Regions from separate parts of the Homo sapiens genome. Here region 1 is linked to region 2. Evidence: read pairs that join two places in POLR2A ChIA-PET (ENCODE). Cell type or tissue: PC-9. All regions are shown on one strand. Links, peaks and the distances in the headings refer to the core of each region. The heading gives the core; the rest is flanking DNA.

Region 1 (2,920 bases), core at 277-2,776, 170 kb after region 2:
GACGATCCACCTGCCTTGGCTTCCCAAAGTGCTGGGATTACAGGTGTTAGCCACTGTGCCTGGCCCCATTAACCTGTCCCTGTTTTTAAAGTCTAGCTTTAACGTCTCTGACCAGAAGAAAATTGGCTGTCCCCATGAACTACAGTAAAGATGATTAACAACTATGAAGCCATGGACAGTCCATCTTGGTTTCTTCTAAACACATAGCAAGGGATCCATTTGCATTATTGACTAAGTCAGCCAGGTTTAGACTATGCATGCCTGTCTCATTATCAGAGCAGCATGCTAAGTAACAAGGTAGAGAATACAGCTCAAATAAGCCTTCACTAAGGCCATGTGACAACATTTTCTTTCTGTGATACTCTCTGAATATGTTTCATGCATACTCAAGGATGTTTGAGGATCCTTGAGGATGTTTCCTCAAGGTAACATTTGAGGGTACTTCATACATTTTCTGAGGCTGTGCTCTTGGTCTCACCTCCTGCATTTGGGTAGAATGATGTTCCAGTTTGTCAACATGCTGCTGAAGCTTTAGGTTTTTATGCTCTTCTTCATCCAGTTTGGCTTGAAGAGCACTCATTTGTTCCTGCAACACAAAAACTTCAGTCATCAAAATTTATTTTAATGGAATTCTCAAACATTCCACCATTTCGTCTGCATTAAAGAGACAACAAAACAAAACAAAACAAATTCAAAACCTCATATGAACAAAGGTATCAAAGGCCTGTTTGGAGCCAGAAAACATCATCAAAAGGTTATATACTAAATGATTGCTAATGTTTCAGATTTACACTTGTGGTCCATTAAAGTAGACACTTTGAAATACAAAGGAAAGAAGTGATTAAAATTAAAATCCTGGATTACATGACAGAGCCATCTTGAGACTTCTAAGAAGCTTCCTCAGGGCTGCAAGCGGTTACCTCCATGGCCTGGAAAGGACAAAATACTGGGGTTTGGGGTGGTCTGGCCCACTCCAACTTTTACTGGACAGTAGAAAACCTTTTTAAAAAATTAACAAACCATAAAAATTCTGGAATAATCAAATTTCACATTATTTCAAATATATTAAAAACTGTCTAAAATTTGATCTATAATAAGATTCTTTTAACTTTCTTTTTTTTTGAGACAGAGTTTCACTCTTGTTGCCCAGGCTAGAGTGCAGTGGCGCGATCTCGGCTCACTGCAACCTCCGCCTCCCGGGTTCAAGCAATTCTCCTGCCTCAGCCTCCCGAGTAGCTGGGATTACAGGCATGTACCACCACACCCGGCTAATTTTGTCTATTTAGTAGAGACGGGGTTTCACCATGTTGGTCAGGCTAGTCTCAAACTCTTGATCTCACGTGATATGCCTGCCTCAGCCTCCCAAAGTGCTGGGATTACAGGCGTGAGCCACCGCACCCGGCCTCTTTTAACTTTTTTTAGCAGATACAGCACTTTGCTATATAAACCAGTTCTGGAACTTGGAGCTAGTGGCCAACTGGTCATTTTATACACTAAGGAACAAAAACCCATGGAGAATGACTTGCTAAAGATTGTAAAGTAGAGACAAAAAGCAAGAGTGGGCTGATTTCCAATCTAGGAATGATTATAAACCCACACTTAAAAAGATATGATTTTAATACTAAGCACTTTTGAACACTGTAACTTATAGGGAATTAAAATAACAAAGCAAATGTATTTAAATGGATGTCCAGTTATTTATTTTTTCTAGAACAAAACATTACCTGCACTGTTCTAAGCTCTTCAGAAATGGCCTCAAAAGCTTGTTCATTCATCTCAGGAGGAACTGGCTCATTTAATATATCATTATCTAATATGCTAGAATTCTGAGTGTATAGAGAGCCAAAGCTTCCCATTTCAGGGCTTAATTTTGGTACTGGTCGGGAATGAAGTTGGTAGGCCTTGGTTGGTGTAGTTATAATCTGCAGCAAAAAATGATTATGGAAAACATTAGCACATATTTAAAAAGGGCATATTTAATAATTTTGTGAATAGAGAGGATAAAATTGAAATACTATTCATGAAAAGAAAGGAAAAAGTACCCTTGAGACACAGTACAAAAATGCCCAAGTGGAAATAAATTTATCAATTCAATGCAGTCCCAAGCAAAATTCTAATACAATTTTTAAAAATAAACTTAATGAGCTGATATCTATTTTCATACAAAGAATAAATGTACAAGAAGAGACAAGACAATTAAAAAGAACAAGCCAGGCATGGTGGTTCATGGCTATAATCCCAACACCGTGGGAGGCTGAGAAGGGGAGGATCACTTGAGGCCAGGAGTCCAAGACCAGGCTGGGCAACATAGTGAGATCCTGTCTCTACCAAAAAAAAAAATCATTTTAATTAGCTGGGCATGGTGTCCCAGGCCTGTAGTCCCAGCTACTTGGGAAGCTGAGGCAGGAGGATCCCCAGAGCCCAGGTGTTCTAGGTTGCAGTGAGCTATTATCACACCATTGCACTCCAGCCTGAGTGACAGACTGAGACCCTGTCTCTCAAAAAAATAAAAATAAAAAGAACAAATTAGGAAGACTTCCCCATCTGATATAAAAATACATAGGGGTATGGGAGTATGGTCATTAAAATAGTACATTACATTACAGTACATTATATTAAAACAGTACATTAGCTTATGTACATTCAAATAGAACACTGGGAGGAAATACAAAGTCCAGAAATAGAATTATTATTATTTTTTGAGACACAGTCTTGTTCTGTTGCCCAGGCTGGAGTGCAGTGGTGTAATCTTGGCTCACCACAACCTCTGCCTCCCAGGTTCAAGCAATTCTCCTGCCTCAGCCTCCCAAGTAGCTGGGACTACAGGCACACACCACCATGCCTGGTTAATTTTTGTAGTTTTAGTAGAGATGGGGTTTCACCATGTTGGCCAGGCTGGTCTCCAACTCCTGGCCTCAAG
Region 2 (2,920 bases), core at 216-2,715:
TTCTGTGCCATGGGTCTGTAAACAGAAAGGGCAGAGAGCTAAAAATCAAGAGTCCTGAGGGCTGGCTCCAATTCTGTCATGGCCAGACTGAGCAACCGAATACTGACTGCTCAATCTCATAGTTGAAAACCAGGCTGAGGCCCTGATCTCCCTCTTCCATGCTATACCCCTAAACAATGCTTATGATGAAAGCAAGATCCACAGAAAAGAAATGGAAGCCATCAGCTGGGCTACAACTCCCTTCAACAGCCAAGAACATACAATAAAATGGCTTTCACAGGGTTCCAAGAGCCCTGTGGTAGGGTTCGTCAATTGCCATGGCCAGGTCTGAACCTATGAGGGCCAGTTTAATGTCCAGGTCATAGCCATAGCACTCAGTAGGCTGAACCTGGGAAAGCTTTATTGTGCCTAAAGCCCTGTAAAGGCCACATAACAGTCACCATCCATCCCCAACAGCCAGGACCAGGGGTAGGTGCCTGAACCAAAGGCATATAATCCAAAGGGTGACCAACTCTTTTTGGCGTGAAATACTACCAGACCAAACTGATTCTCTCATTGCAATCTGGTCTCTGATCTGAGAAACACTTGAGAGAAGAAAGGAGTTAAAGAGGAGCTGACAGGTCATGATATGGAGGAGCCCAGAGAGGCCACACGAAAGTAAAGGTATTGGGCAGAGGCAGATTCTACAAAGAAGGGAAGCTGGACAGCAAGTGGCTGCAGAGAAGGGATAAATCTTGGCAGAGAAAAGCAGAGATGTCACTAGAGATAAAGACAGACAGCCACACAGGCCATGAGATAATCCACGGAGCCCATGAGAGGCGGTACCTCAGAGCTGTCTGGGGACTTTCCAGCTCTTGCCACAGATCCCCCTTCTCTTTTTTCTTTTTCTTTCTTTTAAGAGACAGAGTATCTCTCTGTCACCCAGGCTGGAGTGAAATCTCCAACTCCTGGGCTCAAGCGATCCTCTGGCCTCAGCCTCCCAAGCAGCTAGGCCTACAGGCACACACCACCACACACCTAATTTTTTTTAGAGATAGGGTGTTGCTATGTTGCCCAGACTGGATGCCAACTCCTGGCCTCTGGTGATCCTCCCACCTCAGCCTCCCAAAGGGCTGGGATTACAGGTGTGAGCCACTGCACCTGGCCTATCCCTTTTCTTGAGATAATTGAAAAATCCCGATTCCTTCAAATCAAAAGAGGTTTAATTCTCAGGAGCCACAGGCTGAATCTTTAATGAGGTCACTATGAAGGCTGGGGATCTAGTGTGGATGGTTTAAGACAAAGTCACACTTCTGATGGAAAAACAAACTTGAAAGGGAGCCAGCATTTTTTCTGTGTTAACCACAGCCCAAGTGCTTGACATCTCTTATCTCATCATTCCTCATAACCCCATTCTACTTCCAGGTGCATAAGTCCCCATTTTACACAAGGGAAGCAGGTTCAGTTATGCAAGTAAAACCACTTATTGTAAATGGTGAAGGTGCCTGCTCAGTCTGACTCCAAAGCCTCATTCAAAAAGAGGCAGGAAACCATATGACTTCAGCAGGAGAGAGCAGAGATTTCTTTATCTCTGGTCAGTGGCTTACCCATGGGCCAATGTCTGGTGGCTGCCCCCAAATTTCCCAACACTTTATGATAATGTCCATTCTCAGGCCCCAGCCCCAGAGAGTCTGATTCAGAATGTTGGGGTAAAGCCTCAGAATCTGTATTTTGTAGGTGAGTAAAATGCACTTCAAGGCTTCAGAATCCCTGGGCTAAGAGGGAGGTTAGCAATGGCTTCTCATGGATGAGGAAAACACACATCTAGCCCAGTAAGCCAGAAAAGAGGATAAATCCTAGATTCTAAAAATTCTGAAGTCTGCTCCAAGTTCTGCATGGTATGGGCAGAGTAAATCGTTTATGATACTAGTAAGACAAAAGCTATACAAAGAAATGCAATATAGGGTTCTAAAGGAACTTATACTCAATGTGGGAAAAATGCAACCAAAACAATACAGCAGTATATGCCATATACTATTTAAGCTCTAGAAAAACTGGGGAGTGGGAGGTGTCAATTAGAACTTTCTCTTTCCCTTCCAGTTTCCCCACAAGCTTTTAGAGAAAGGGGGAAAGAAAAGGAGGTAGAGGAAGCAAAGATTCTCTCCTGCCTTGATCTCTGGATCCCTACTGAGGAAATGGAAGAAATGACTTTCACTGCAGCAGGAAGGTGGCCTCAGAGTCAAGTATGGGCTTTGCAATCAGACAGGTCTGGATTTAAATCCCAGTGCCACCACTCAATTACTGTGTCACCTTGACAAGCGACTCAACCTGCCCGAGCTCAGTTCCTCATCTATAGAGATAACATTTACCTTCAGAACTGTTGTAAATATTCAATGAAATAAAAATTATAATATGTACCTAATAAGAATGGGATATAGCCTTCAAAGACTGAAAGAGAACCTAACAGAAACCAATCAAATTATTTATCAAAATACCGATTTAATCCACCTTTTTGATTCTCTGTTCTCCCCTGGGAGAGGGGATCTGTTCACCAGGTTGACTCAAATTGTATCACCTAGACTCCCTTTGCTGGCTTCTGGTTGGGTTTGTCCAGTGGAAGATACCAGATCAGAGGGTGCCCCTCACCCCCAATCTAGTGGCCACATTTCTGATAGTGCCTGCATCTATCGAAGACTATGACTTATGTTGGGCAGCCCTTCCTCCACAGTTCCAGCTATCACTGAAATGTGGTAATACTGTTTCCTCCCCTGGCCCCTTTGGAATAGGGGCAGTAGCCACTCCCAGTAGTTGTCTTGGGGCTCCTCAACATCTCTTATTGGTTCCCTGAAACCCCCCCCATACTGCTCTAGAGTCCCATCATAAAAGTCTCCTGAACTACCTGAAGAGGGTTCCATTTTCTGCCAATAACTAAAATGATCCA

What was found. ChIA-PET counts read pairs that join two places held together with the same protein. Peaks named below come from ENCODE experiments on the same cell type or tissue, not always from the same donor. Only the 100,000 strongest peaks of a DNase experiment are listed, where the experiment ranks them.
Region 1: POLR2A ChIA-PET joins it to region 2 with 6 read pairs; 4 of 35 experiments call an interaction of 5 or more read pairs at or near these places.

The regions. Positions count from the first base shown.
Region 1 is chr3:44,809,848-44,812,767 of GRCh38, reverse strand. It overlaps KIF15 (kinesin family member 15), which reads right to left. Exons shown (of 35, transcript NM_020242.3): 17 at 1,725-1,922; 18 at 479-586. Among named protein-coding and RNA genes, the nearest start is that of KIF15, 50 kb to the right of the region's middle. In PC-9, for the core only: no CTCF peak of the experiment used is centred there; no DNase peak of the experiment used is centred there.
Region 2 is chr3:44,979,862-44,982,781 of GRCh38, reverse strand. The region is part of intron 1 of EXOSC7 (exosome component 7); the gene reads right to left. Among named protein-coding and RNA genes, the nearest start is that of EXOSC7, 5.1 kb to the right of the region's middle. In PC-9, for the core only: no CTCF peak of the experiment used is centred there; a DNase peak (open chromatin) is centred at 1,301; H3K27ac peaks cover 2,150 bases.